Linked DNA regions of Homo sapiens: regions 2 and 3 are each linked to region 1. The links are chromatin loops, found by intact Hi-C in ENCODE. Cell type or tissue: Calu3. All regions are shown on one strand. Each heading gives the region's core, and the rest is flanking DNA. Links, peaks and the distances in the headings are about the cores only.

Region 1 (10,466 bases), core at 817-8,816:
AGAGATTCGTGAACATGAAGATATATTAATAGAAACTATCTCAAGTGAAACAGAAAAAAACTAAATAAATAGAACATCAATGAGCTTAGGAAAACAACAAGTGGCTTAATACACATGTAATCAGATCCCCTGAGGTGGGGGGAGCAGGGGCAGAAAAAATATATTAAGGAATAATAGCTGAGAATTTTCCAAATTTGATGAAAACTATAAACCCACAGATCCAAGCAGCTCAATTAACCCCAAGCCCAGGAAATATGAAGAATAGTAGAATCGGGCACATCATAGTCAAGTTGTCCAAAACCAGTGACAAAGAAAAACTCTTTAAAGTAGCCAGATAAAAGAGATATGTTATGTTCAGAAGAACATATATATAGGTGACAGCAGATTGGAAATTATGCAAATGGCAAGACAGTGGAGCAACACCTTGCAGAGGTTTGGAAATAAATCTATCAAAAATTCAGGGGGCTTCTACCTCAGTGAAATGTTTAGGGGCTAAGTGGAGTAGGGCATGTGGAGGAATCCCTGCGAAGGTAAAAAACAGATTGTTGCATCTTTCTCCTCCAAAAAGGAGGCACATCGCCTGGTGGGCCTCTTTGGATTTCAACGTATTCCTTATTTGAGTGTATTACTCCAGCCCATTTACTGAGTGACCCAAAAAGCTGCTAGTTTTGAGTAGGGCCCAGAACAAGGTCCAGGCTGGTATGCAAGTTGCTCTGCCAATTGGGCTACATGATCCAGCAGATCCAATGGTGCCTGAAGGATCAGTGGCAGATAGGAATGTAGTTTGGAAACCGTGTCAGGCCCCATAGGTGAATTGCTACACAAGGCTCTTAGGATTTTGGAGTAAAATCTTACCACCCTCAGCAAATAACTACTCTTTGGAGAAAGAGCTGTTTGTCTGCTACTGGGCCTTAGTAGAGACTGAATGCTTAACCACAGGCCACCACATTACCATGTGACCTGAACTGACCATTATCTGACCCACCAAGCCATAAAATTGGGCATGCACCAAAATACTTCATCATTAAATGAAAGTGATATTATTCTTGATTGGTCTGAACAGGACCTGAGAGCACAAATAAGTTACACGAAGAAGTGGCCTAAATGCCCATGAGCCTCATTCCTGCTACACTATCTTCTGTCTGTAAGCTTGCAGCTATGGCCTCATGGGGGAGTTTCCTATGATCAGGTCATGGAGGAAGAGAGGACCCAGACCTGCTTTATAGATGATTCTGCATGATATACAGGCACTATCCAAAAGTGGACAGCTGCAGGACTACAGCCCCTCTCTGAAACATCCCTAAAGGACATTGATGAAGGGAAATATTCCCAGTAGGCAGAACTTGAAAAAGTGCACTTGTCATTCACTTTGTTTGGAAGAAAAAATGGCTAGACATTATTATACACTAATTCATGGTCTGTGGCCAATAGTTTAGCTGGATGGTCAGAGACTTGAAGGGAACGTAATTGGAACATTGATGAGAAAGAAATTTGGGGAAGAGGTATGGGATAGATCTCTATGAATGGGTAAAAAAATGAAGATATTTGTGAATGCTCATCAAAAGGTGACTTCAGCAGAGGATTTTAATAATCAAGTGGATAGAATCACCCATTTATGGATACTAGTCTCTTTCCCAGCCACCTCTGTCATTGCTCAATGGGCTCATAAACAAAGTGACCATGGTGGCAGGAATGGAGGTTATGCATGGAATCAGCAACATGAACTTCTATTCAACAAGGCCAACTTGGCTATGGCCATGGCGGGGTGTCCAATCTGCCAGCAGCAGAGACCAACACTGAATCCCTGATACAGTGGCAGGCTGATTACATTGGGCCACTTCCATCGTGGAAGTTTTGTCCATACTGGAATAGACACTTACTATGGATAAGGATTTGCCTTCCCTGAACACAATTATTCTTTCAAAACTACCCTCTGTAGACTTACAGAATGCCCTATTTACCATCATAGTATTCCACCCAGCATTGCTTCTGATAAAGGAACTCACTTCACTGCAAACTGGCTTTTTAAAAACTCTGTTACAGCACCAGCCAGCTGGCAATACCTTGTAGGGCAAGGGGAAAGTTCTCCAGAAGGCTGTATATGCTCTGAATCAGCATCTTCAGATGGGGCTGTTTCTCCCATAGCCAGGATTCATGGGTCCAGCAATTAAGGGGTGGCAAAGGGAGTGGTACCACTCACCATCACCCCTAGTGATCTACTAGCAAAATTTCTACTGCCTCTTTTCATGAATTTATGGTCTGCTGGCCAAGAAGTCTTAGTTCCAAAGGGAGGAATGCTTCCGCCAGAAGACACAACAATGATTCCATTGAATTGAAAGTTAAGGCTGCTGCCTGGCCACTTTGGGCTCCTCATGCCTCTGAATCAACAGGAGGCAAGGAAGGGAGTTATTGTGCTGGCTGAGTTGATTGATTCTGAATACCAAGGAGAAATTGAACTATAACTCCACAATGTAGGTAAGGAAGAATATGTCTGGAATACAGAGGATCCCTTAAGATGCATCTTAGTATTTCCACGCCCTGTGATTAAGGTAAATGGAAAAGACAACAAACCAATCCAGGCAAGACTACTAATGGCCCAGACCCTTCAGGAATGAGGGTTTGGGTCATGCCTCCAGGTAAAGAACCACAACCAGCTGAGGTGTTTGCTGAAGACAAAGAAGATGCAGAATGGGTAGTAGAAGAAGGTAGTTATAAATTCCAACTACAACCATGTGACCAGTTACAGAAATGAAGACTGTAATTGTCAGAGTATTTCCTTATTTCCCAATGATCCCTACCCCCAGTGGTCCATTAGGTGGCTCCATAATATTCAGGCCTAGATAATCTCTAAGGTCCTTGTGAAGGAAAAGAACACCGTGTATTGAGTACCTACTGTGTCAGGTTGTATACTAAGCAGAGGCTAAGAGGAAAGATATAGCATTCTGTGGGGACGAGAAGACAGCAAATGGCGGGAAGAAAGCCAGATGGAAGGTGCTGAGGCAGAGGTATCCACTGTATCCTGGTAGAAAGACCTCAAGCCATTTGGGAGTATAAAGGGAGAGTTGAGAAGGGGAGAGGGTGGCATTGCTTGGCTTTGAAATGTGGCTGGCCAAGATGCTTGGGCACTGATGTGCTCTTGACAATTTGAAAGGGCTCTTGGATTGTTCCTACGTTCAGACTGCTTTTAAAGAGCTGTTTTGTATGGAGGCCTCTTTCATTTGCATGAAGTCATGCTCACCTTCTATAGGTGTTTCTCAGCTGTCAAGAGCTCTCCAAACCTTCTGGAAAGCCCTTGTGACAAAGGAAGTTGTGGGATGCAGAGGCCAGGTGCTCAGACTCCCATGAGTGGGTGGAGAATGGAAATAAAATGAATGAAATGGGTTTAGGATTGGAGAATGTCCAGGTCACTCTTGATTGAATCACTAGGGAAAAGCTGTAGTGGAAATAAGCCCCAGACTGATTTTTCAGCTCTACTTCATCTCCCTTCTGCTGGGCCGGCAACATGAGACTAATGGGGAAAAGCACGGCAGAGCAAAGAGGCTACTTCTTGGGGAATCAAACATAGCAGAAAGTTACCACCGTAAATAGAAAATAGATTGAAAGCATTTGAAAGTTTCTGTTCAGCATTACCAGGAATTAGCCTGGCATTTAAGAGCCTGTACAGTACAGTCCCAGCCTATCACTGAGTCTTATCTTTTACTTCTTATTGACCCCTACCCTCTACTTGTCAGGCCTACTTATTAGGCCTTGATCCCTGAATAATAATAATCTTTGAATTTCTCATCTCCCAGCTTCACCTTCACCCCCACCCATTGCCTTGTTTTCTCTTAGAGCTGTTGTTCCTCTGAATCCCTGTACCACTTGCCTACATTAGCATTTTTTCTTAGATTACCTTATCACACAATGCATTTATTCTTTTTCATTGTGTAAAAGTCTATATTCCCACCTAGATTCTAAGTGCCTTGAGAACAGGCACCATGTCCTATACCTCCTGTCTCCCTCCCCTTCCTCTATTGTGCTAGATCCACAATTAATGGATCAAAAATAATCTTCTGGTTGTTTTGTTGATTATTACAAGTATGTCATGAGATTGTCCCATAGGATTCTGCCTTGAATTTTTATATGGCCTTGAACAAGTTTCTGCTCCTGTCTTTGCCTCAGTTTCTCTATCTGTAAATGATTGGATTGGACTCGACGACATCTAAGAGTTCTTCAAGCTTTGATAGCAGATGATTCTACAAGTCCATCCTCAAAAAGAGGAAAGAGAATTGATCCAACTTACTAACAAAGCTGGGGAAGGAGGAAATATATTTGCATAAAAAATGAAACCAAACAACAAACAACAGCTGAAGGGGGAACAAAAGGGAATCTAAGGAATCTAAGGGCTAGGAACTTGTGTGAGAATTGAGGTAGAGGAAAACGCTAACCCTCTTAAAGAACAGGCTTTTCCAGCCCTGGGTGCTTTACAAACATGAATTTTCTTCTATCATGGAGAAAGAGATCCAGCTAAGTCTAGCACTTGTGTTAGCAACTGGTTGCAACGGCCTAAAAGCAGAATAATCAAATGAAACTCCCTACCACTCAGCAGTCAGGCACTCATGAATGCCTAGACCGAGTTAACAAAGTTCCCAGACACTGCCATCTAGTGGCAGTTCAGAAATATATTTGTGGCAATTCATCCTTGCATTCTCTGATGGAGCTGTCAGCATTTTGGAGAAACATGAACCAACCCAAGGATGAAATATTGGGCTAGTGAAGAATGAAAAAGTCCCCCGAGGGAAAGCTCGATAAGGAAACTAGGAGAGACAAAGACAGAGAAGGACAAAGACAAGGCCAAAGCAAGTGAGACAGAGCAAGACACAGTTATTCATGAAGCTAGGTGAAACTTTCACTGAAAATGGGGTAGGGAGGGGGAATTAACACAATCACTCAACCTGGCCCAGCATCTCAATCATAGCTTTAGAGAGATGGTGGTGGGAGCAGCTTCTGATATGCTTTATGTGCTTTTCTCCTCTCTTGTTCTCAATTTCTCCCCAATCCCACACTCTTTTACCTTGTCCGTATGTTCCTTCCCACATGATCACTCCATACCCAACTCCCTAAAAACAAAAACAAAAATAAAACAACAATAACGAAAGACCTTCTTGGGGTTGTAGATAAGTATTAGAGACTATGGATGATCACATGTTTGTTTTTAAAAAAAGTAATACCAAAGACGTCTACAGGTCTCTGGATACATCTCTACCTAAATATAAATGTGAAAGATCTTTTGTCCCATTACGTTTGCAGTGTTTTCTTGCTCCTGAGCTCCAGACCTACATTTCCAATTGCTTATGGGGCATGTTCATTTGGATATCCTCTGACTTTTCATCATTAAAATTTTCCCAAAACTGTCCCCCTCCTCACTTCTCCCCACACCCTGTCTCCATCCTTTGCTCCTCATTTCTTTGTCTGGTCCTTCAATCTCCCTAATGATTGAGACCACAAATCAGTCTCCCGCACCCTCAATATGCTCTAATTCTCCCTGGCATTAAGTCTTTGAGACTTCCTTCAAAGTTATATCTCTAAGATATCTCTTATTTTCTGTTTCTACATACACTGTGCTGGATCTGACCTCATAACCTCTCAACTGGAAAACTGAAATGGTTGTGGTTTCAGCATTTGTTATAGATGCCCAATTCATCCACTTTTCTTCATCTGCATTAGCAACAACCCAGTCACAGCCTCCATCATCTCTCTCACCTGTGCTACGACAATCATCTTTTGATTGGTCTCTCCACCTTCAAACTTATCCAACAAAGGATGTCCTGCATAAATAAGCATACCTTGAAGATATTGTGGATTTGCTTTCAGACCACTGCCATAAAGCAAATATTGCAATAAAGTGAGCAACATAATGTTTTTGGTTGCTGAGTGCATATAAAAGTTACATTTCGAAGTTCTAGCCACAGCAATCAGGCAAGAGAAAGAAATAAAGGGCATCCCAATTGGAAAAGAGGAAATCGAACTATCTTTGTTTTCTGATTATATGATCTTATATCTAGAATACCCTAAAGACTCCTCCAAAACACTTTTAAATCTGATAAATGAACTTGGTAAAGTCCCAGGCTACAACATCAATATAGACAAGTGAGCAGTACTGCTATGCACCAACAATGACCAAACTGAATGACAAATCAAGACTCAATTCCTTTTACAGTAGCTGCAAAAAATAAAATACCCAGGAATATACCTAACCAAGGAGGTGAAACATCTCTGTAAGGAGTATTACAAAACACAGCTGCAAGAAATTGTAGATGACACAAACAAATGGAAATACATCCCATGCTCATGCACTGGAAGAATCAATACGATGAAAATGACCACACTGCTCAAAGCAACCTACAGATTCAATGCAATTCCTATCAAAATACCAACATCATTTTTTCACAGAATTAGAAAAATCCCCTAAATTCATATAGAACCAGAAAAAAGTCCAAATAGCCAAAGCAATCCTAAGCAGAAAAACAAATCTTGAGGCATCACATTACCTGACTTCAAATTATACTACAAGGCTATAGTAACCAAAAGAGCATGGTACTGGTAAAAACGTAGACATGTAACTGATGGAACAGAATAGAGGTCTCAGGAATAAAGCCACATCTTACAACCAACTGATCTTTGACAAAGCATACAAAAGCATAAATTAGGGAAAAGATATCCTGTTCAATAAATGGTGCTGGGAAAATTGGATAGCTACATGTAGAAGAACAAAACCAGATCCCTATATCTTACCATGTACAAAATTTAACTCAAGATGGATCTAAGAACTGATACCATTAAAAATCTAGAAGAAAACCTAGGAAAAACTCTTCTGAACATTGGCCTAGGCAAATAATTTATGACTAAGACCCCAAAAGCAAATGCAACAAAAACAAAACTGAATAAATGGGACCTAATTAAACTAAAAAGCTTCTGCACAGCAAAAGAAATAATTATCAGATAGAAGCGGTTCCAAGATGGCTGAATAGGAACAGATCCAGTTTATAGCTCCCAGCGTGAGCGACGCAGAAGATGGATGATTTCTGCATTTCCAACTGAGGTACCGGGTTCATCTCACTGGGGACTTTCAGACGGTGGGTGCAGGACAGTGGGTGCAGTGCACCAAGCATGAGCCAAAGCAGGGCGAGGCATCGCCTCACCCAGGAAGGGCAAGGGGTCAGGGAATTCCCTTTCCTAGCCAAGGAAAGGGGTGACAGACGGCACCTGGAAAATCGGGTCATTCCCACCCTAATACTGTGCTTTTCTGACGGTCTTAGTAAACGGCACACCAGGAGATTATATCCCACGCATGGCTCAGAGGGTCCTACACCCACAGAGCCTGACTCATTGCTAGCACAGCAGTTTGAGATCAAACTGCAAGGCGGCAGCAAGGCTGGGGGAGGGGTGACCGCCATTGCCGAGGCTTGAGTAGGTAAACAAAGCGGCCAGGAAGCTCAAACTGGGTGGAGCCCACCACAGCTCAAGGAGGTCTGCCTGCCTGCCTCTGTAGCCTCCACCTCTGGGGGCAGGGCATAGCCAAACAAAACGCAGCAGAAACCTCTGCAGACTTAAATGTCCCTGTCTGACAGATTGGAAGACAGCAGTGGTTCTCCCAGCACGCAGCTTGAGATCTGAGAATGGACAGACTGCCTCCTCAAGTGGGTCCCTGATCCCCGAGTAGCCTAACTGGGAGGCACCCCCTAGTAGGGGCGGACTGACACCTCACATAGCCGGGTACTCCTCTGAGACAAAACTTGCAGAGGAACGATCAGGCAGCAACATTTGCTGTTCACCAATATTCTCTGTTCTGCAGCCTCTGCTGCTGATACCCAGGCAAACAGGGTCTGGAGTGGACCTCCAGCAAACTCCAACAAACCTGCACCTGAGGCTCCTGACTGCTAGAAGGAAAACTAACAAACAGGAAGGACATACACACCAAAACCCCATCTGCACATCACCATCATCAAAGACCAAAGGTAGATAAAACCAAAAAGATGGGGAAAAAACAGAGCAGAAAAACTGAAAATTCTAAAAATCAGAGCACCTCTACTCCTCCAAAGAAATGCAGCTCCTCACCAGCAACGGAACAAAGCTGGATGGAGAATGACTTTGACGAGTTGAGAGAAGAAGGCTTCAGACGATGAAACTTCACCGAGCTAAAGGAGGAAGTTCGAACCCATGGCAAAGAAGTTAAAAACCTTGAAAAAAGACTAGACGAATGGCTAACTAGAATAACCAATGCAGAGAAGTCCCTAAAGGAACTGACGGAGCTGAAAACCATGGCACAAGAACTACGTGAAGAATGCACAAACCTCAGTAGCCAATTCGATCAACTGGAAGAAAGGGTATCAGTGATGGAAGATCAAATGAATGAAATGAAGTGAGAAGAGAAGTTTAGAGAAAAAAGAATAAAAAGAAATGAACAAAGCCTCCAAGAAATATGGGACTATGTGAAAAGACCAAATCTACGTCCGAATGGTGTACCTGAAAGTGACGGGGAGAATGCAACCAAGTTGGAAAACACTCTGCAGGATATTATCCAGGAGAACTTCCCCAATCTAGCAAGGCAAGCCAACATTCAAATTCAGGAAATACAGAGAATGCCACAAAGATGCTCCTCGAGAAGAGCAACTCCAAGGCACATAAAGATCAGATTCACCAAAGTAGAAGTGAAGGAAAAAATGTCAAGGGCAGCCAGAGAGAAAGGTCAGGTTACCCACAAAGGGAAGCCCATCAGACTAACAGCTGATCTCTCGGCAGAAACTCTACAAGCCAGAAGAGAGCGGGGGCCGATATTCAACATTCTTAAAGAAAAGAATTTTCAACCAGAATTTCATATCCAGCCAAACTAAGCTTCATAAGTGAAGGAGAAATAAAATACTTTACAGACAAGCAAATGCTGAGAGATTTTGTCACCACCAGGCCTGCCCTAAAAGAGCTCCTGAAGGAAGCACTAAACATGGAAAGGAACAACCGGTACCAGCCCCTGCAAAAACATGCCAAATTGTAAAGACCATCAAGGCTAGGAAGAAACTGCATCAACTAACGAGCAAAATAACCAGATAACATCATAATGACAGGATCAAATTCACACATAATAATATTAACCTTAAATGTAAATGGGCTAAAGGCTCCAATTAAAAGACACACAGTGGCAAATTGGATAAAGAGTCAAAACCCATCAGTGTGCTGTATTCAGGAAACCCATCTCACATGCAGAGACATACATAGGCTCAAAATAAAGGGATGGAAGAAGATCTACCAAGCAAATGGAAAACAAAAAAAGGCAGGGGTTGCAATCCTAGTCTCTGATAAAACAGACTTTCAACCAACAAAGAACAAAAGAGACAAAGAAGGCCATTACATAATGGTAAAGGGGTCAATTCAACAAGAAGAGCTAACTATCCTAAATATATATGCACCCAATACAGGAGCACCCAGATTCATAAAGCAAGTCCTTAGAGACCTACAAAGAGACATAGACTCCCACACAATAATAATGGGAGACTTTAACACCCCACTATCAACATTAGACAGATCAACGAGACAGAAAGTTAATGAGGATATCCAGGAATTGAACTCAGCTCTGCACCAAGTAGACCTAATAGACATCTACAGAGCTCTCCACCCTAAACCAACAGAATAGACATTCTTCTCAGCACCACACCACACTTATTCCAAAACTGACCACATAGTTGGAAGTAAAGCACTCCTCAGCAAATGTAAAAGAAGAGAAATTATAACAAACTGTCTCTCAGACCAAAGTGCCATCAAACTAGAACTCAGGATTAAGAAACTCACTCAAAACCGCTCAACTACATGGAAACTGAACAACCTGCTCCTCAATGACTACTGGGTACATAACGAAATGAAGGCAGAAATAAAGATGTTCTTTGAAACCAACCAGAACAAAGACATAACATACCAGGATCTCTGGGACACATTCAAAGCAGTGTGTAGAGGGAAATTAATAGCACTGAATGCCCACAAGAGAAAGCAGGAAAGATCTAAAATTGACACCCTAACATCACAATTAAAAGAACTAGAGAAGCAAGAGCAAATACATTCAAAAGCTAGCAGAAGGCAGGAAATAACTAAGATCAGAGCAGAACTGAGGGAGATAAGAGACACAAAAAAACCTTCAAAAAATCAATGAATCCAGGAGCTGGTTTTTTGAAAAGATCAACAAAATTGATAGACCACTAGCAAGACTAATAAAGAAGAAAAGAAAGAAGAATCAAATAGACACAATAAAAAATGATAAAGGGGATATCACCAACGATCCCACAGAAATACAAACTACCATCAGAGAATACTATAAACACCTCTACACAAATAAACTAGAAAATCTAGAAGAAATGGATAAATTCCTCAACACATACACCCTCCCAAGACTAAACTAGGAAGAAGTTGAATCTCTGAATAGACCAATAACAAGTTCTGAA
Region 2 (10,466 bases), core at 867-8,866, 300 kb before region 1:
TGTATTCTGTTCTTTTAGGCCTACAAGGCATGATAATTATATAATCAATATTAGACTTTTTACTTTGAATAGTGCTGAACTTAATCTTCCGTCACCCATAGCTCAGGAGGCCATGAAAATTCAAATTGTGATTCCCCAGGTATAGTAAATACCTTTAGTTCAGAAGTACTATTAATGCTCCGCTAAATCCCTGGGTTTCAGTTTTGACTTATATTTTGGCCTGGAAATTACTAACTCTTTTGTTTGCTCTTTGCAGCTCTTAAGATCTTTTGAAGATTTCATTCAACATTTTTTTTTTAAGGCAGAAGGGTCAGTCAAGATACTTACTCTGCTGTGTTACCAGCAGTAAACTTGGCTTTGTCTTCAATTTTTTTTACACAGAGTTTCACTCTTGTCTTCATTTATACAATTTTATTTCAGCCTCTTTGTTACATTTTTCGGCGCATCTGCTTCAACCATCTTTTAGTCCTTTATTTCTGCTTCAATTATAATTTTGTCTCAGTAAAGTTTATTTTCTGTCTCCCTCCACAGTCATGTCATTTGTGTGTCAAGAAGAAAAAAATAATGACCCTAATCAAAAATGCCTAAGAGTAATGCTAGCAATGCACTCAAATCAAGGAGAAATTCATAAATTACAACATGAAATTAGACAATGAACCAGTGCCCTAATCTGCTGAAGTCCTTGAAACTGTCCAGAGATCCCTTCAGAATCTCAACAAAGGTACCTGCCTACCTTTGTCATCTTCTTCTAATTAAACCTGCTTTTCCTTAAGTACCACAGACATTCAAAGGAAGCATAAAAGTCTCATTTTTTCAATTTTATTCCAACAATGTAGTTTTATACTACTTTTATACTGAAAACTCACAGTGTTGCAGTTATAATTTGGTTAACTCCAGTAGAATATTTTGAAATCGCACAACCACCCTGCATAATATTTTGGTGTACTAGACATCTGACTTATAGATGAATGTCAGGTATGTAATCTGTTTTTAAAATAGGGCTCACTTTTAACTTAGTTTTAAGAAATGTATTAAAATAATGTTATAACCCCATTAAAGGACATTTTTTAAAAGACAATATTGTTAACCTTTAGTACAACTATTTTCCTTTCCCTTCATCTTCTTCCAAACATTATTTATATACTTAGAAAATTTGTCACTGTAATCATAATAAATAGACAACGCTGCATTCTTCTTTTGAAACCTTCCAGTGTTTCATAAACACTCCATATTGTTACAAAATTTCTTGTCTAGAATTTCAATGTTGGCTTTCTATTCCACCAAGCTGATATAATGTGCTTGATAATTTCACTATTGTTGGACTTTTTAAGTGATTTCAATATTCTTCTCATTGTAATATTATAGATGTATTTGTTCTTATATCCATTTTTTTGAATTATTGCCTGAAGATAAATTTATAGAGGTGAGTTTACTGAGTATGAGGCTGGTAACACTTTATGACTTTTGATACAAGTTGAGCCCTAAAAGTGTCATACCATTGTACAGTCGCCCCTCAGTATCTGCAGGAGCATTGGTTCCAGGCCACCTGTCAATACCAAAACCTGCAGATGCTCAAGCTCCTTATATGAAATGGCACAGTATTTGCACGTGACCTACAAATACACACACCCTGTTGTATACTTTAAATCCTCTCTAGATTACGTATAACACCGAATACACTATAAATGTTATGTAAATAGCTTTTTTTTTTTTTTTTTAGAAAAGTTCTTGCTCTGTTTCCAGGCTGGGGTGCAGTGGCATGATCACAGCTCACTGCAACCTCTTCCTCCCAGACTCAGGCTATCCTCCTACCTCAGCCTCCTAGTAGCTGGAACTACAGGTGTGCACCACCATGCCTGGCTAATTTTTGTATTTTTTGTAGAGATGGGCTTTTACCATGTTACCCAGGCTGGTCTTGAACTCCTGGGCTCAAGCAATTTGCCCATCTCAACCTTCTAAAATGCCGAGATTACAGGTGTGAGCTGCCGCTCCTGGCCAATATTGTGATACTGTATTGCTTCTCAATTTGTATTATTTTTATTGTTGTATTGTTATTTTTAATTTTTTGAATTTTTTTTGACGGAGTCTCGCTCAGACTGGAGTGCAGTGGTGCGATCTTGGCTCACTGCAACCTCTGCCTCTCAGGTTCAAGCTATTCTTATGCCTCAGCCCTCAGAGTAGCTGGGATTACAGGTGCCCACCATCACGCCCGGCTAATTTTTGTATTTTTAGTAGAGACAGGGTTTTGCCATGTTGGCCAGGCTGGTCTCGAACTCCTGACCTCAAGTGATCCACCTGCCTTGGCCTCCCAAAGTGCTGGGATTACATGCGTGAGTCACCGCACCCAGCATTTTCTGAATATTTTATTTTGTATCTGCAATTGGTTGAATCTATGGATGCAGACCCCACAGATATGGAGGGTGGACTATATTATGTAATGACACCAGTAGCTGATGGGTTTCCCTTCACAGCAATCTAAAATTAATTTTTTATTGAATAATGTGCATAAATGGTGCATTTACTCAGTATATGTTTATTGAGCTCCTAATGAGTTAGGCATCATGCTAGGTGCTGTGGACACACTGAGATGAATAAAATATGGGCGCTGCCTAGGAGAAATTCACAATCTCCTGGGGTAGATAAGGAGAAAAGAATGTGGTAAGTGCTGTGATGACAGAGGTGAGTATACATTTCCATAGGAATAAAAACGAGGAATGGATTCAATAGATGAGCTTACCTGTTTTTCTAGAACGTAGGCAGACTTGTGTGAGTTGGTTCCTACAGAATACATAGGCGTTTCCCAAATAGAGAAGGGGCACCTTATTTTAGTTTTTTTGTTGGAATCTACATTCCCTTATTTATTACATGCATTCCTAACATGTTTGCTTGCTTGCTATAGTTTCTCTTGTAGGATTACTGGTTTGTTTTATTGTACTGTAAAGTAGAATTAATAGTATTATAATATTTATGGTAACTTAGTATCACAATGAAGCAAAGCTAATAAATACAATAATGCCACAGCGCCATTTGCTGAAAGATAAAAGAGAAAAGAGTGTGATGTTGAGTTGAGAAGTGAAGGTGTTTGTAGGAGAGCATGATCACCTATGTCTGAAAGAAAAGTGATTCTCCCAGGTTAACTTTCCAGGCAAACAGAGTCATTTTGACAATGACTTTCCAAAAAAGACAAGTATACTTTCTTCATAAATCCATATTCAGTTTAGTCGCAGTACTAGGTTTTAAAATTTATTTTATAATTTTAGAATTCACAAGGATTCACTTATCCTTGAATTGTGGCAGAGTAGTTCCCAAGCTATCTGGCCCAGGCTCGTGAGCCCGGTTATCATGATCATGGATTAATGTAGAAAGAGCATGGACTTTGGAGTCAGTCAGACTTTGGATTCAAGTCCTGGTTTAACCCCTTACACACTGTATTACCTTGTTCATGTTTCCGCTTTCTCAGAGGCTGCTTACTCATCTGTTAAATGGGGATTAATCATACCTATCCCTATGAGACAGCATTAGTGTTCAATTAGATAATGCGTATAAAGTATTTAGCACAGCACATGGCACATGGCAGGCATTCAGTAAGTCCTCGTCATGTTGTTGTTGTGATTGTGGTCACTGGGTTGAAAAGATGAGACATAAGTCTAAGAAAGGCTAGTTCTGTTGTAACTTACTGATTATAACATGAACTAATTAAAAAATCCTGGCAAAGGCTCCACACACCACAAAATGGGAAAAATTGTATTATGAATTAAAGAGTAATCTGTTAAAAGATAATGGAAAGGTAGCAGCTCTCAAGTGCTTTTTGGGCAAGGAGAGATATAGGGTGCTATTCCCACCCTCTGGCAAGCTGAATAAATCCAGAAGCCAGCAAGCCAGAAAAGTGTTTTTTCTTTTCATCAACCAACCAATATTATGTTTCAAGTGTGTGCTTCAATAATATCACGTTTCCATTTTCACACTGAACAGAAACTCGGGAGCACTGAAAACCAGAGGTGCAAGGACTGGCCCTTAAGGCCCTCAAGCCCAAGCCTCTCATTTTCCAAATGAAGATACAAATGTCATCGTTGACATCATCTTGCTACTTAGTGGAGATTTGGCTCAGAGGGGAAAAAATTAGACTTTCTTACTCTCTGGTCCGTTTCCATTGGATCAGTGGTCTCCAATCTTTAGAACCACAAAGAGGTTGAGAATTAGTTGGAAGCACCATGGAGCATTTGGAAAATGGACTGAAAGCAAATTCTGGGTGTGTTTTGTTGTGGTTGTTACCAGGTGGGGATGAGCCCTTTTTGTTTAGAATCTCTCGAGTGTGTATCCCCTGACAAAGGCTAGTGCTAAAAGGAACATACATGTGAAGAGGCCACTTAGCATTACTCTCCTCGCTTCAGTGAGACAGCCATTACTTTTCATTAAATAAGTAATATTCTGAGCAATCCACCTACTCATCATTAAAGGCCATTAGTAGCTACTCTTTGTCAACATAAACCTTAATGGAGCCCTAGCAAGGGTTTTACTAAAGAGTTGCTAATTTTCAAAGGGAAAATTAGGAATACTGGAAGCAGAATTTCGTTTTCCCCTAAATCTCTTCTAAATATCCTTGCCTTTCCCCTTTGCCCTGGAAAACAAAGCAGCCACACAGTAATTATGGTGAGGCTACAGCAAGAAGAACCTCTGCTCTGGGTCTGCCCTTCTGTGGTGCAGTTCAGTCTTTGGTCACAGGGGAGCACAACTGATCTCTCAATTGAAAGCTCACAAAATACTCGCTGGCTTCTCTGGTCTTTTTGCACCCCAGTCTGCCCAATTTGAGGGCCAGGTCATTTAGAGTGATGAGGAGGCAACTAAACAGTCCTTCTTCAAGCCAAACAGACCAATTCTTATCTGTCCCAATATTTCAGCAGGGGAGATTTTCCTAGGCTAATTTGAAAATGCAACTGCAGAATGAATGGATTTGGATTGGCCGTGGCACATTGTATTTAATCTCCTGGTGGTAAATCTGCTTAGTGGGGCCAGAGAGGTCCTAGTTAACAAGCATAGCAGATAGGTAAGGTGGCCTACCTAGATGACTTCTAGGTAAGAGGGGTGAGAACTCTCTCCCCACTGCCACTTTTTCCTCACTCACCTTCTCTTCAATCATCCCATTGATTTAATTAATATCCTCTTTTTGAATTGGAAATTCCCTTAAACTTTGCAAAGCTTAATGTAAATTGGTTGAGTAGATCATTCCAAAAGTCCTAGCATAAACATTGGTGCTATTATTTGGCTAGAAATTCAGACAAAAGTAGGAGAAAAAAAATCAGATAAAATTAGAGCAAAACAAAATCAAACAACAACAAAAAAAAAACCCTTAAACTTCATTGTCATTCACAAACCCATAGAAAAACATACTTTATTTCCTTGGCCATCTGGCTGTTCATCAATTTAATTTTTGGCTTTGACATCATAAATAACAAAGTGGGTGACTTTCGATAGATCTTTTTTCCTTTGCTGGGGTCAGGATTAGGAGATAATCCTGAGACTGTTCATTGTATATTCTCAAAGCATGTAGACATTAAATGCATCAGGAGGCAGGGCACTTTGTGTTAGCCAGAAGACAATTCCAGTTGCAAATGCTTTTTAATTAACAGGGGCTTTGTATCAGCTTTCCTATCTACCCTGCTAGAGTTTCCATATCTGGGCAGGTGCATCCTGTTGTGTATTACTGAACAACAAAGGGGAATGCAAGGGCAGGGGCACTTTAGATAATTATGACTGGATGAGTGCATGCTTCCTCGCTCTCTGGCTCCTGCTACTTCTGTTGCTCCTCTGGCTGAATTCCCCAAGAAGTCTCCTTTAAGCAAACTGCAGCTCCAGTTGCTTGACTGATTCATTCATTCATTCATTCATTCATTCATTCATTCAACAAATGTTTACTGAACTCTGCTCTGCGCTAGATACTGTGCTAGGCCGTAGGTATATAGTGATGAACAAGGAGCATTCACCATCTAAAGTGGAAGGTAGTTATTCATGAAAGCAAAAAGGTAAAAGTGAGATGGATATTTTAATTCTAGAAGTCTTGGGAAATTGTCTCACATGGATTAACCACATCTTCCTCCCAGTAGTGTCTCTTTCTCTGTCTTCATGGGCCTACCTCACCAATGAAAATGGATTACCCCACTCTAAGATGCCATGGAATCCTAGAGAGGATCTTGCTGCCAATCCTGCCCATAATTTGATGTGGCAAAGAGTTCTACTAAAGCCAAGAGCTGGTAGCATAATAGATCCCAGATCAGGACTACTGGCATACAGTACACAAGCAACTGAAGTTAGCATATGGGTTCAGAATGGGGCAACAGTCTTCTTAGTTTCTGATTTTCCTACTTGGCCTCATCAGGAGACTCTGATTTTCCTACAGGCCCCATATCTGGGGCCAATCTTGACCTAGAGTGGGGAGAGGGGCTGATTGGAAGAGAGTGAGAAGTTACACATGGGATCATAGAATTTCAGAGCTGATAAGACACCCTGTAAGAACCTTGATGCTCGTAGCGTGGTCCATAGACCAGCAGCACCGACATCACCTGGAACTCATTGGAAATGCAGAGCCTCAGGCTCCTTATCAGATCTACGGAATCTGGATCTTCCTTTTAACAAAATTCCCAGATGATTTGTACACACATTAAAATTGGAGAAACAGTGCTTTAGATTAGTAATTATCAAACTTTTCCCTTGACAATCACACATTAGATGATAATTCTGTGCAGGACACATTTCCCTGAGTGTGGCCAAGGTCATGAACACTTCCTTACTGTGAGTGACAAATGATAAGAGATCATTGCAGTACACCAGTTCCATATCATGGTTAAAACAACTGATGTATCTTAGCCTCTTTATTTTATAAATGAGTGAATTTCCTGGCATCTGCACTATAAGCTCATGGCACAGCTGGGACCAAGAACCCAGGTCTTCAGTGGTCCTGTGGATCAGTCTTGAGTCAGTGGCTTCCTGCTGTTCCCTTATGACCCAACTCCACAAGCACTGTGTTTTTGTCATTTGTGTCTCAGGTTCAAGGTGCCAGCCACTAATATCTATAGACAGCTAACATGACTGTTTACCCACTTATCTTTGGCTTTGAATCTTATCTCTGTTGGTCGCAGCAAGGCATTTTCCTGCCTGTGACATCCTTTCATCTATAAGGACAGTTCTTGTCTGACCCTGACCACCCAGTTACCCTGCATGTAACTTTTGGGCCCTGGGCTCTACATTGAACTCTGTGAAGAGCACACATTGCCTAGTAGTTTGCTTTGAACTAGCCATGTGGACTCATATCTCCATGTCAACATCCCCTATAAAGTAGATTCCACAGTGAGGTAACCATATTTCGATTTTTCCACATTCTGGAGCCTGCCTGAGCTCTGGATTATAAGTCTAGATTTTTCTGTTGGGTCCTATCCAACTTCTATCTACCACCTTTAAAGTTAGATCCTAACCACCTTCTCTTCATTTCAAAGAATGTATTAATACAAGCCACAGAGATAAAGAGAAAAGAGTCTGTAAAGCAAAGATGGACTGAATCTTCAAATTAACCCAGGGTGGGGAGAAGTTAGAGAGAAAGGTTTTCCTCTACCAAAGAGGAAAATAAGAGGACTTCTTCCCTATGTTAAGAGTGTAATTCAATATCACCCAGACTGATTTAGTACTGAAATACTAGATTCTTCTTCAATTGTCAACATTTAAAAGAGAAGGTCATTTAGGTAGATGATATCTTAATTCTAAGACAATTTATTTCCCTTCAGTGTTGATATTTTTGTGATTAATGAGGAACATATTCCTGAATACATCTCTAAGAAACATGGCAAAGTCCCTTAACAACTTCACTTATCTCTTGGGGACCAGGGCCTGCTCCAGGCAACATGGAAAATAGGTGAATCTGATTGAAAACATCCTCCTCCCATAATTACCTCTTTTCGGGTTCTTGACATTTTGAGTAATGATCCCCTTTTCCTTGTTTCTCAGTGCTTTCCCCCTCCTTCTTCTCTCCCCTAGCAAAGAAGAAGTAACCTGCTAAATATATCCAATGTCATGCAACCCATTACTAGAGTATCTGCATGTTGAAAGACCCATAGGGAAGACAAAACTTAGCCCTAAGGAATCACTGCTCAAGATGGAACCTGAGCCATCAAAGATGGGGGAGGCCTATTGGCAGTGGGGTTTTCAGGCACCCTTCAGGTCCCATCAATAGTTGCTTGCCTGCTTTTCCCATGGATAAGGTCAGCTCTGAAGAAAATGACACCTGCCCCTGCCTTGCCTCATAAAGGGATTAGTAAGGATGAAATTAGGTCAGGGATGTTAAAGTGCTTTTTACACAGATCAAATCAGGGTTTTGATTTTTCCCAATCTAATCTAGACACTGCGTTGGGGTCGGTTTCTGCTTCAATCTCTCCATCTTTCAAAATGAGAATACCGTTCTCTTGCACTTCATGCAAGGCTACTGGGTGGGAAGGAAAAAAACGTGTTTACTGTAATGTCCACTGGATCAAAAATGAGTGAGATGATTGGCTTAATGGGACCAATGGCACTGCAGAAGGAACAAGTGGCTGTTTCCAGCCTGCATTTCAAATTAGTTTTGAGATAAGCAATGCCCAGGCAGTGAAAATTTGGTACCTTTGAACTACTTATTAGAGAAATCAATCCTCCTCCTGTGTTTAATGGCTTAAGGAAGGAAACAGTTCCACTTCATTATAAGAACAGACTTCCAAGCCATTTACCTGATTTCTTGTCTCAAAATTTACCCAAATGCTTTCTTATGGCAAGGGCAGTGGCTCTATGGTATTGTTTTTGATAGTGTGGTCTTCAGACCAATTGCATTAGAATCATGTGCTTATTACAAATGCAGATTCTTGGCTCATGCATATTGCCAAACTACCAATTCAGGATCTCTTGGCGTGGGCCCAAAGAAACCATATTTTAAACAAAAAAATAACTCTCTGGTATACCAACATGTAGGACCCACAATCATCAGTGGATTGAATTCCTCAAATATGCCTATCGTGCAGTGGCTCTTAACCTTGGCCATACACTAGAATCAACTGGAGGTTTAGTTAAAACACACACACACACACACACACACACATACACCTATGGCCAGCCCCACTCCAGAGCAATTAAATCAGATTTCCAGTGTGTGTGTTGAGGGGCGGGTAAGGCCCTGGCATCTGCATTTTAAAAGCTTTTCAGGTGATTTTAGGTATGCACACAGGGTTGGAAACCACTGATATGGGGCCATCACTGGGCTCACTCCTCCACCTTCCTTGAGTCACAAAGGAACTACTCAAGGGCACTCACAGCACAAATTTCCTGACTCCTAGCCCTTCTCAAACTTCTTTGGTGCTGATGCATTACAGGTCAGAAGAATCTACAGAGCACTTACTATGCACTATATACTGAGGAAGTCAGCAATGAACCAAACAAATGGACTTGACAGGAGCCCACATTCTAGTGGGAGAGAGATCCAATCACAAAAGTAGAAGCAGCATGAATCTCTCTAGAATCCTCCTATTGACTCTGCTGTTTCATTGAAATAAGGACTTTGGTCTCCCACACTCCAAAGAACTACTTCCTTATAAGGTTCCTTTGATTAACCCTCACCCCATCTCTGTGTTCAAAACATCCTTTAAAAGACCCAATTTTGAGAATTGCTAGAAGGTATTGTAGTTCTTAAGATGTTTTGGAGCTGTGTGAGTTTCTTTCCAAATCCCGAAGATTCTCTCAGATGTGAGTTACAAACTGTTGTCTCATCTTAGGCTCTGGCCTGTCTTAGCACGTGAATATTATAGCCTAATGGTGGTAGACTGACAACTACTAACTCATGGGGGTAAGAAATGAGCTGCTCTTCCCTCTGCCCCAAACATATCTTTATCCTTGAATGCAGTGCCCATGAAAATCTCTTTCTTAAAATAATTTTATTAGATTTTATCTGGAGATAACAGAGGCAGCTATTCCAGTTCAAGCAAATATATGGGATAATGTATAATATATTGCTATCCTGTAGAAGTTAATTAAAATTAAGATTTTGCTGTTTAATCATCTGATGCAGAACACAAGATATGGCCATTAGACAGCTTTCACTTCATTGCCTTCCTGTAATTATTTACTCCTTAGCTGTGAACTGTTAAGTCATGTCCTACATAACACCAAAATGTATTCTTTTCACAAAAAGGGAGAAGAAAACTTTCAGTGATCATGACCTTGTTTAATTTAACATGTAAAGGAGCCATGAATGAACCTTTCCCATTTCATTTACGATATTCATATGCTTTCAGTGCTAACCTGATCTGGTATCCTTTTGTTAAATCTAGCTATGTGAGAAAAATCTTTTTATTTTTTAATACCCATGTAGAAATGTCGAGTGCTTGCTTGCAACAGATAATTTAGACTCCTAGCTTCTACTTTAACAACAAGAACATCCCTTTTATTTATGCCTATTTAGG
Region 3 (10,466 bases), core at 1,520-9,519, 320 kb before region 1:
TTCAAATTAGTAGTCACAGAGGGCCCTCGGGGAATGGGACACACAGGGCTTGTAAATTCAGCTAGCTCACTTTACTTAAACAAAAAAAAAAAAAAAAAAAAAAAAGAAGAAAAATGAACTTCTGCATTTATCCAATTTGAATTTTTAAATTTTAGTCCTATTGCCTTAAGGACAGAATAAGGTTCAATAATCTTCATCAAATCTCATTAAGTTGTACAAATTCTATTTTCATTATGCCTGGTTCAATCTTGTGACTTCACTAATATTAGTAAGATTTAATGATGCCTAACTGGGCCTAAGAAAAGTTTAACAGTTTTTGTGACTTAAAAATGCTCTACTGGATTTCATGTAACTTATAAGGACCTGAGAAGAACAGTCAAGTCTTAAAAGAGAGTGCTACACCATAGCTTGATAGGACCTAACCAGCCAACTAGAGCCAATCTTAATCAGCCTTTTCATGGATTCATCCAAAACACAAGATTGCTTTTTTTTTTCTCAGTCCTGAAGGCGGTCTTCTGTCCCTGAAACTACCTAGAGTAGGATTACATGTTCATCAAGGCCCTTGAGACCATATGGCAAAGACATTATGAATTCGGTCAAAAAGATGGATTCTGGCTTCACAAGGCTGAACACATAGGAAGGAAGTTGAAATAAGGAGCCTGAACACTGATTAGTTAAGATGAATAGCATTTATCAAGGATAAGCTTGAAGGCTGGGCACTGTGGCTCATGCCTGTAATCCCTGTAATTCCAATACTTTGGGAGGCTGAGTGGGGAGGATCACTTGAACCCAGGAGTTCGAGACCAGCCCAGGTAACATGGCGAAACCTCTCTCTACAATATAGATAAAAATTAGCTGGGCATGGTATTGTGTGCCTGTAGTCTCAGCTACTCAGGAGGCCGAGTCAGGAGGATTATGTAAACCTGGGAGGTCAAGGTTGCAGTGAGCTGTGATTGTGCCACTGCACTCCAGCCTGGGTGACAAAGAGAGACCGAGACCCTGTCTCAAAAAAAAAAAAAAAATGGCTTGACCTAAGAAGCACTAACAAGCATCAGTAAGTTGTCCAGTTTCCCATCCCTTCCCAGTGTCCACATGCTTTCTCCAAACTCCCAGGACCTTGGCATATTCCCAGCACTCCCACTCTAAGGCAGGTTTGTATGTAGCCCACCTGGATGGTCCCAATGTCTTCTTAACTATCCTTCTGTCTTCAGCCTCTTTCTTGATCACCGGGCTCATCTTCCTAAAACTTTCTCAGAACAGAAGCTATGAGCCTGTGGCTTCAGAATCCTCCCTGATGTGGTTCAGAAATGCAGATTCTCTAGGCCGCACTGCAGATGATCTGAATCAGAATCTCCCACCTCAGCCTCCCAAGTAGCTGGGACCACAGGGGCAAGCCACCACACCTGGATAATTTTATTTTGTGTTGAGACAGGGTCTTACTATGTTGGCCAGGCTGGTCTCAAAATCCCGGGCTCAAGTGATCCTCCCACCTTGGCTTCCCAACGTGCTGGGATTACAGGCATGAGCTGCCAACCCTGGCCTGGAAGCATTTATTTACCTAGCTCTAGCTTGCTGATCTAGCGTCCAGCTTCTGGTAACTTGATTTCTGTCTTGTAGCCCATTCATTTGACAAACCTGTGTTGAGCACTTTACTGTGAGTTAGGGCCAGTGAAACAGGAAGCCAGGAGGGAGGTCAGAGAATACTTATTAAGGAAGTGATTCCCAGCTGTATCCCTTTCCTGGGGCCAAGAGCCCTGCTCTAACCCCCTCCCCCCATGAATGAAACAACCTGGTGTTGAATCTCCAGCTGTCTCCTGCCTTCTTGAATCTTGAATCTGCCTTCTTGAATGTCCAGTTGTCTCCTGCTCCAGAAGCTCTGTGGAGGATGGTTTTGACAGTTTAACTTGAAGCTACTTAGTTGGTCCTATTCTTGAATGGAAATTTCTGAACTTCAGGCACTGAAACAGTTATTACAGCCCCACACCACTAAGGGAAGACAGTTCTTATTCAGCCAGGAGACTTCAATGCCAATATATGCCCATCCTGACCAGGTGTGAAGAGTCTGACTCTTGATGCTAATTATAATGATGATGATCTATACCATTTATTAAGTGCGTACTGTATGCCAGGTGCTCTTCTTGGCCCTTCATATAACAGCAGCAGTGGCAGTTAATATTTGTGGAAATTACATTATAGTTCAGACAGTGTACTAAGCCTTTTTATGCATCACCTCATTTTGTTTTTTGTTTGTTTGTTTTTTTTTTTTTGGAGAGACGAGGGTCTCACCATGTTGCCCAGGCTGGTCTCAAACTCCTGAGCCCAAGCAATCCTCCTGCCTTAGCCTCCCAAAGTGCTAGGATTACAGGCATGAGCCACTGTGCCTGGTCTGCATCACCTCACTTAATCTTCACAACCACCCAGTGAGGCAGGAAAAATTCTTTCCCACATTTTACAGAGGAATATGCTGAGACTCAGGAGAGCTTCATTAACTTGCCTAATACTTTAGAATCAAGCCTAGTTCTAAATCCAGAGTGCAGTATCTTCACCTTATTCATGATTTAAAACATTTTATTATGGAAAGATTCTATCTGCAAAACTAGGGAGAACAGCATCATGAACCTCCTTTCCCAATCACTCAACTTCAGTAATTATCAACTCAGCCAATCTAATTTAATCTGTGTCCTCACTAATTTCCCTACAATCTGTAATATATTAAAGCAACTCCCGGACATCATCTGTATATATTTTGTTATGTATGTATCTCTGAAAGAAGCTTTATTTCATTTTTCTAAAAACACTTGCAGGTAAACTTTATTATCTCCCCATTATACAGAAAAGTAAATGGAGGTTCAGGGAGGAGTGTCTCAAGCCACATAACTAGCAAGCGGCAGGTCCGAGTGTCACACCCAGGTTTGTCTACCTCCAAAGCCTTTGCTTTGCTGGTGTTTTCTTTGCTAAAACTGGAGCTTTCTTCTATAGCAAAAACTTCTTCCAGGACAGCACTGGGGAATGGAGGGCCTTGAGCTCCTGATACTGCCAAGCTAGGAAACCATTCCTGGCTTCATTAATAATTAACAGCGGGTTCTTTTCCAATGAGGAATATTCACAAAGCAACTGCCTTCTTTCAGGTTCTTTGGACATTGGTTCTTTCCCTGCTCAGTACTTGGCCCTGGACCTGAAGATAGCCAGTTCACATTTTTTGGGAGGGAATTGCCTGGTACCTTATCCTTGGAGAGGCAGCTTGGGAGCCCCTGGTCCTTGAACACAGTGTTACTACACCCACAAATATTCTTCAAGTGTTCGTAAATGAAAGCGGACAAGCTTGGCCCTTGGTGTCAGGGTTTTTGACCAATAATTCTGTGTTTTGCTTTCCACAGGCCTAATTCCTGGTCCAACTGGAGGGCATTAGATAATACTTTTAATGTTCAACAAAATAGTTTGGTCTCTCTGGTCTGAGTTGGGCCCTCTGTGCTTTATATATTGCATTTCTTACTAAAAACCATCACTATACACAGTCTCTACACTGTACTTTTGTAAATCGAAGAGAGAATGTGATCTCCACACTTCGTGGGTGGGATACATCTGAAGCAGCAAAATTTCTTTTGAAATCATCAAAAAGCATTTTTAAAGCTTCTTTCAACTCCGACACCATCATACAAACCCATGTCAAGTTTCCACCCCTCTTTTTCCATTTTACCTTGAGGTCCAGAGAGAACAATTGACTCGCCTAAGGTCACACAGGGAATTAGTGGCAGAGCTGAGACTAAATCTCAGGTTTCTCTGTGGCTAGTGTTCACAGCACTACACTAATGTTTTAACAAAATATTTTTTAAAGGATTTCTATCTTACTTTTCTTTTGCACACTCTGTTCCATTTCCTAATGGAATGGATTTCTATTACAATAGTATAGTGGTCAAGAACACAGTCTCTGGAGCCAAATTTTGGGGGTCCATAGTCCTGGCTCCACCACATATTAGCTGTGTAACCTGAGGTAAGTCACATCATCTTTCTGAGCCTTACTTTCCTCATTTCTAAAGTTGAATTTATAACAGTATTCACCCCATAGATTTGAGGGAATGATTAAATGAATTAAAGCATGCACCGTATTTTAGAGCAGAGTTCTGGTGCTTGGCAATTTAATTGGATCAATAGTGGCAAACATTTCCAGCACTAAAGCAATTGATTATTGTTTTTGACTAACATGTTTTATTCATTCAGTACATTTTTATGGAACACCTACACTGTTTTTCTCAGTAGGGTTTTACATTATTTTCCCCATTCATTGTGTTCTGATAGGTTACCCAGTAATTGAATTCACCATAGCTAAAAGGAAATGCTTCTACCTGAAATCCCTGCAGAGACTAGATTTCTTTTTTGCTGGACATTTTCTCTCATTCTCTTCTCATAGAGTCTTGTGCTGCATTTTACACATAGTGGGCACTTTTTTGGACAGAGTAACATCTGCCTGAAGTTGGCAGATGTCTTTTTTTCTGGTGGATAAGAACAATGTCAATGTTGATTCCCAACAATGCCTACTAGTTAATGGATGCATACGGTGTCCTCGTCTCTGTCCTTCGGATTCCTTGTGTGTTGCATACAGCATTGGCAATATATACATCAACCACATGCTCTGCATTTTCCATGGCAATCACAGTTTCTATCATTTTATTCCACTGTGTATCTACATGCTTCAGTATTTGTCCTGAAAAACTAGGGAAATCTGTAGTATTAGTACTAAATGTTAATTTTTTTGTGTATTTCATTTTAATCCCTGGCGATGCATAATCAATGAAATGGCATCTTTGTAAATAAAGCACACCCAGTGAATATCTTCAAGCATCATTCCTAATTATTTAGTCTGGCATTCAAGGCCTTTCATGATCCGGCCTCTGTTGACTTGCCTGTCCCATCGCTTAACACTTGCCTCTCACACTCCAGGTATGAGCCATGAGGAGCTCTTTGAGTTCTCCTCTCTTGCCATCATCTCTCATTTCACCTCTAGACATTTTGCATGTGGTAATCTCTGCCTTCCATGCTATTCCTTATCTGTTTCACTCTATTATTCTCCATTATCAGTGAATGCTCCTCCACTCAATAATACACACACACCCCCCTCACACACATGCACACATACACAAATATGCATGCATGCAGATACACCATCTTAGCCTAGTTAATCCCTACTTCGCCTCAGACCCTGCTCAGATGTTACCACTTCTAGCAAGTCTTCCCTGACCTTCCTGAAACCGAATTTAGTTTTCTCTCCTCTGTGCCCCGCTCTCACTGTGTCAGCTGCCATCCCAGCACTCATTCCAGTAAGGTAAGGAATAGTATTTTGTGTGATGAATTAGGATCCTATCTGCCTTGACTTAAGTACATTTTCCAAAACTTGGTAGGTGTGTGTGTAGTTTTGGGAGGTAATAAGTAAGACTGCCTGTGGCCATTTCCGTCACTCATTCTCATGGCCACTCATTTGTCTCCTTTACTAGATTGTTGGCTTGGGGAAGGCAGAGAGGTGGACTATGCCAGTCACCTTCATAGAGCCACACCTTGTGCTGTGCCTTGGTAGTCATTCATTCATTTATTCACTTATTTCACAAATATTTACTGAGTCCCTAACCTACTACATGCCACGGTCTGCTCATGCCGGGTATTCAGACATGAATAAAAGAGATGCAGTATCTGCTCCTGTGGAGCTAATAGTCTAAGCATTGGAGACTGATGTTAATCAAAACATCTTCCAAGCCAATTAGAATGCCAAACCATGCTAAGTGCCACGAATGAAATATATAGAGGAAAGTGATAAAGGGTAACAGAGAGAGTACATTTAGGTTAATGGAGGAAGGCTACTCCAGGAGGTAACATTTAAATGGAGACATGAAGGATGAGAAGAAGCTGGCCATGCAAAAAGGCATGCTGTCACAGGAGAGGAAGAATGTTTTAGATACCCAATACAGTAGTGGCCCCTTATCCATGAGGTACATGTTCTCAGACTCCCTGTGGATGCATGAAACCATGGATAGTACCAAACCCTGTATATACTATGTTTTTTCCATCTGATAACTGAGATGGCTACTAAAGTGACTAATGGGCAGGTAGTGTCTACAGCATGGATCCACTGCACAAAAGGATGCATCATATCTTAGGCAGGATGGGGCAGGAAGGCATGAGATTTCATCACACTCCTCAAAGCAGTGTGCAATCTAAAACTTATGAGTTGTTTATTTCTAGAATTTTCCACTTAATAGTTTCAGACTGCAGTTGGTCACAGTAACTGAAACCATGGAAAAGGAAACCACAAATAAAGTGGGACTACTATACCATGTTTATTGAATGAATTAATCAATGAGTGATGGAGATTGAAATGAATTCTGTTGCAAAGGCTTTTGTCATGAAGGATCACTCATAATAGAATTAGTCATCCCTGATCTCCATGTTTTCTATCTTGAGTTTCCTCTGCAGTGGCCCTGGGCTATCAGCAGGCCCATATCAATCCTCCGGCTGGTGGTTCTTGAGGTTATGGAGTCATTTTCAGCAGGGGGCGCTCTATCTCAGTCATCCACGCAGCTCACTTTCTAACAGGCCCCAGTGCACATGATCCAGCATACTGACCCCTGGTCTTGGGCAGCCTCCCAACTTAGCAACTCCTCCCGAGGAGCTCTCTTCAAGCAATAAACAGCCTTTCATGTGACTAATTAGGATGTTGTCCTACCTGATTTATGTACACTTTGAAAAACTTGAAAGCAAGTAGTCATGTCCTTGGAGGTGATAAAGTAGAGTGTTTGTGGTTCTTTCTATACACAGTTAGATATTAGATCCTTGGTCAGGAAGATTATCTGACAACACTTTGAACCTCTCTTACAAAGCTTATCACATTTTGCCTTACATTTTATTTTTGTGTGCCTAACTTATCTCCCTTACTGAACTGTAGATATATTCTTTAGGGTAAGAATGTGCTTTTTAGACACTATCCATCTCCCATTATTGACTTGCCCATAGCAGACACTCAAGACATATGTTTGGATTAAATTTTTTCCGAGAGGAAATTTATGAGGCCTTGCTTCATTGAAGTTATATTCTTGGAAAAGCTTCACTAACTTCAAGGGCAGCTCATGGTGTGGTGGGTTTTCTTTGTGTGAGGCCCTTCCATAATGTGGCTGTATCCATCAGGGTTCAATGAGAGAAACAGAACTACAAGTATGCACGCTTAACTATAAAGAGATTTGTTTCAGGAATTTGAAATCACGTAATTGTAGGAGCTGGTTAAACCATCTTTGTAAGGTAGTTTTTGGTGTCTGATGTTGAAGCTTGACATCTACAGGATGGGCAGTTGGGAAGTGAAGATGGATGTAAAGTTGGGGAAAGCAGGAACCCAATGGAAGCTGCGAGGATTAACTGAAACGCGTGTTAATACTTGCTGCCTTGACCTTGATGTCACAGGCGGCCAGCAGAGACTAGGACACTGTTACAGAGACCAGCACACACACACACCTGGCCCAAAAGTTGGAGAAGGAGAAAGAGGATACAGGGAGAGATGGAGCAGTTGCAGGCCCAGCCATGCCCTGACACCAACAGAGGGAGCCAGAACATAAGCAACAAGGTGTGTGAGCTGCAAAATTGTTGCTGCTTCCCCTCTACCTTCTGAATGGCCCCCAATAATCTGTCTTGTGGACAGATGATTAGAGTGTGGACACTCTAATCAAAACGTACAGGAGAAGGGCCAGGCACCATGGCTCAGGCCTGTAATCCCAGCACTTTTGGAGGCTGAGGCAGGCGGATCACTTGAGGTCAGGAGTTCGAGACCAGCCTGGCCAACATGGTGAAACCTCACCTCTACTAAAAATACAAAAATTAGTCAAGTGTGGTGACACGCGCCTGTAATCCCAGCTACTCAGGAGGCTGAGACAGGAGAATTGCTTGAACCCGGGAGGTGAAGGTTACAGTGAGCTGAGATTGCACCACTGCTCTCCAGCCTGGGTGATAGAGTGAGACTCCGTCTCAAAAACAAACAAACAACAACCGAAAGAAAACATACAGGAGAGAGAATGCTGGGAAATGTGGTCAAGCCTACCCAAGTTGACACATTACAAAGCCAAGGCAATGGCCTTGACTCAGCCCTTACTCTTTAGAGCTTGTGAGTTGTCAAATGCTCCATACTCCCTTACAAAAGAAGGCAGTGACCTGTTTTCGTCAACACTGCCTGAGTGTGTCATATATTTCTTGTTTCACTGATCCAGCCTCAGTCTACTTTGACGGAAACTCTGTTAAATATGTCACATCATCATACACCTCAGAGACATACCATTTTACTGACTTCGTAAGGTGATTTCCATCTGTAGTGTTTAAGCTGATTTTTGTTTGTTTATTTGTTGCTATTGCTTTTAATGAGGGCATTACTTTGGGTCATTTTTACTGCTGAAGCAAAATATGTCTGTTTCTGTCAAAATCACTTCAGAAGCTATGTAGTATTACAGGGGAATTCTTTTAAAAATCAAATACAGAGCTGCTATTTGGGGAAGATGATATCGATGATTGAAGGGAATAGGACCTTTGTGCAGTATTTATTCTGGAAGTCCCATTATCTGAATTTCAGGATTTCTGATTCAGCCTTTAAAGCCGGTTGAGGCATTGAGGCAGTCCTGACAGGGTGTGTAGGCACATACACACACACACGCACACACACACACACACACACACCCTCTAAAAGAGAGAAAGATAAGAAAATACCATGGATAAGCTTCGCTAGCATTGCCTTTCCTTTCTAATTTGGTGGTTGGAAAGAGGCAAAGAGGAGACAAGATGGTGATAGACCGGTTGCAAGGTTTCAGCAGAGGGGACCTTGGCAGGCTGCCTACGAGCAGCGAGTGTGCAGTTTCCAGGCATGGCCACAGGATGGTGCAGTGACTGTGCAGATGGTGTATGGCACCAGGAGGGAAATCAAGGCCCTCTAAATATTCAGTGTTCTTGTTCTTGTTTTTCCATATGGGACCTAAACATGGGGAAGATAGCAAACATGGAAGAGAGCCAGGAAATGTAAGTGTTTTACCAAATATCATCCACAGTGTTTGAGAATAAAGAAAATCTATTTACACCCATCCTTGGCACTGAAATCCTGGTGAAGGGGACCGGGTATGCAATCTGTAAATCTGTCAGCTAATTATGAGCTCGGTTTTGTCAGTTATGCAGCAAGCTACTAAACTGTGGTGCATATTGGCACTTTTTATATGACAGATTCTGTTCCCATTGGACATGCGTGGTGGGCTATGGGTGGGATGGGACACAGATTTTTTTTTATCCTTCTTACTACAGACTTTTCTCTCAAGGCTGGATTATGAGGTTCTTTACATTATGCCACATAAATCCTGTACAGGGTGGTGAAAGAAATATCAGTACAAGATGGCTTATGAGTCTCAATTCACTGCAGCCTCAATCTCCTAGGCTCAAACAATCCTCCCACTTCAGCCTTCCTCCCGAGTAGCTAAGGGCTACAAGTGTGCCCTACCACTCCAGGCTAATTTTTTGTTATTTTTTATAGAAATGAGGTCTCCCTATGTTGCCTAGGCTGGTCTCAAACTCCTGGCCTCAATTGATTCTCCCGCCTTGGCCTCCCAAAGTGCTGGGATTACAGGCATGAGCCATAGCACTAGGGATAAAGATTGTTTTACGATGTTACAATACATGGAAGACAAATGATAGTCTGCAAGAAAATAACTATACGACATATGACAAAGGATTCACATCCATAATGTACAAAGAACTTATATAAACCCATAAGAAAGAGATAAACATACCAAATAAGTATAAGTCATTAAACAAGCAATTCACAGAAAAAATATAAACTAACATTTGAAAAGGTGCTTAATCTCACTGGATAGTGTAGGTATTGATAATGGGGAAATGCAGGTCCAAACAAAAAGCATTATTTTTGCCTCTCAGACAGGCAAAAATAAAAATAAAAAATAATATCCAGAGGTTTTGATAGTATCGACAGATACTGTCATATATCCTTGAGAGTAAATTGGAATAGCAATTCTGGATGGCAGTTTGGCAGTTTCTATCAAAAATTCGAATGCATATGCCAAGAAATTAGACTCTGAGGAATGTCTCCTCTCCTATAGAAATATTCAGTATGTGCCCAAATTTGTGTATACAAAGCCTTTCATCACAACATTAATTATACTAGAACAAAATGGAGAAAATGAGAATCAATCTAATTGTCTATCAATTAGGCCAGTAATAAATAAACTATCAATACCATAGGATATGCAGTTGTTAAAAGGAGTGAGGCAGAACTGCATGTGCTGACATGGGCCAATCTCTGGTCTATGTACTTAAAGAACTGTGTGTGTGTGTCTACGTACTTAAAGAAGTGTGTGCGTAAATATACAGAAACAGACCTGGTAGAACACACTCCAAACTGATAATACTAATTAGTTCTAGCTCTGCGGAGAGAATTTGAATTGCCA

The links. Hi-C counts contacts between places; a loop is a spot of excess contacts. Peaks named below come from ENCODE experiments on the same cell type or tissue, not always from the same donor. Only the 100,000 strongest peaks of a DNase experiment are listed, where the experiment ranks them.
Region 2: it touches region 1 in a loop (13-fold over the local background); 31 of 110 quality-filtered maps call a loop at or near these places.
Region 3: it touches region 1 in a loop (7-fold over the local background); 80 of 110 quality-filtered maps call a loop at or near these places.

Annotation. Positions count from the first base shown.
Region 1 is chrX:132,287,145-132,297,610 of GRCh38, reverse strand. All of the region lies in intron 2 of RAP2C-AS1 (RAP2C antisense RNA 1), which reads right to left. Among named protein-coding and RNA genes, the nearest start is that of RAP2C, 73 kb to the right of the region's middle. RefSeq lists an enhancer at 6,699-7,898. In Calu3, for the core only: no CTCF peak of the experiment used is centred there; a DNase peak (open chromatin) is centred at 4,610.
Region 2 is chrX:132,587,313-132,597,778 of GRCh38, reverse strand. No RefSeq gene overlaps it. Among named protein-coding and RNA genes, the nearest start is that of HS6ST2-AS1, 75 kb to the left of the region's middle. In Calu3, for the core only: a CTCF peak has its summit at 4,710; a DNase peak (open chromatin) is centred at 4,708.
Region 3 is chrX:132,611,611-132,622,076 of GRCh38, reverse strand. No RefSeq gene overlaps it. Among named protein-coding and RNA genes, the nearest start is that of HS6ST2-AS1, 51 kb to the left of the region's middle. In Calu3, for the core only: CTCF peaks have their summits at 6,511 (motif pointing right) and 8,906 (motif pointing right); DNase peaks (open chromatin) are centred at 6,546, 7,556 and 8,876.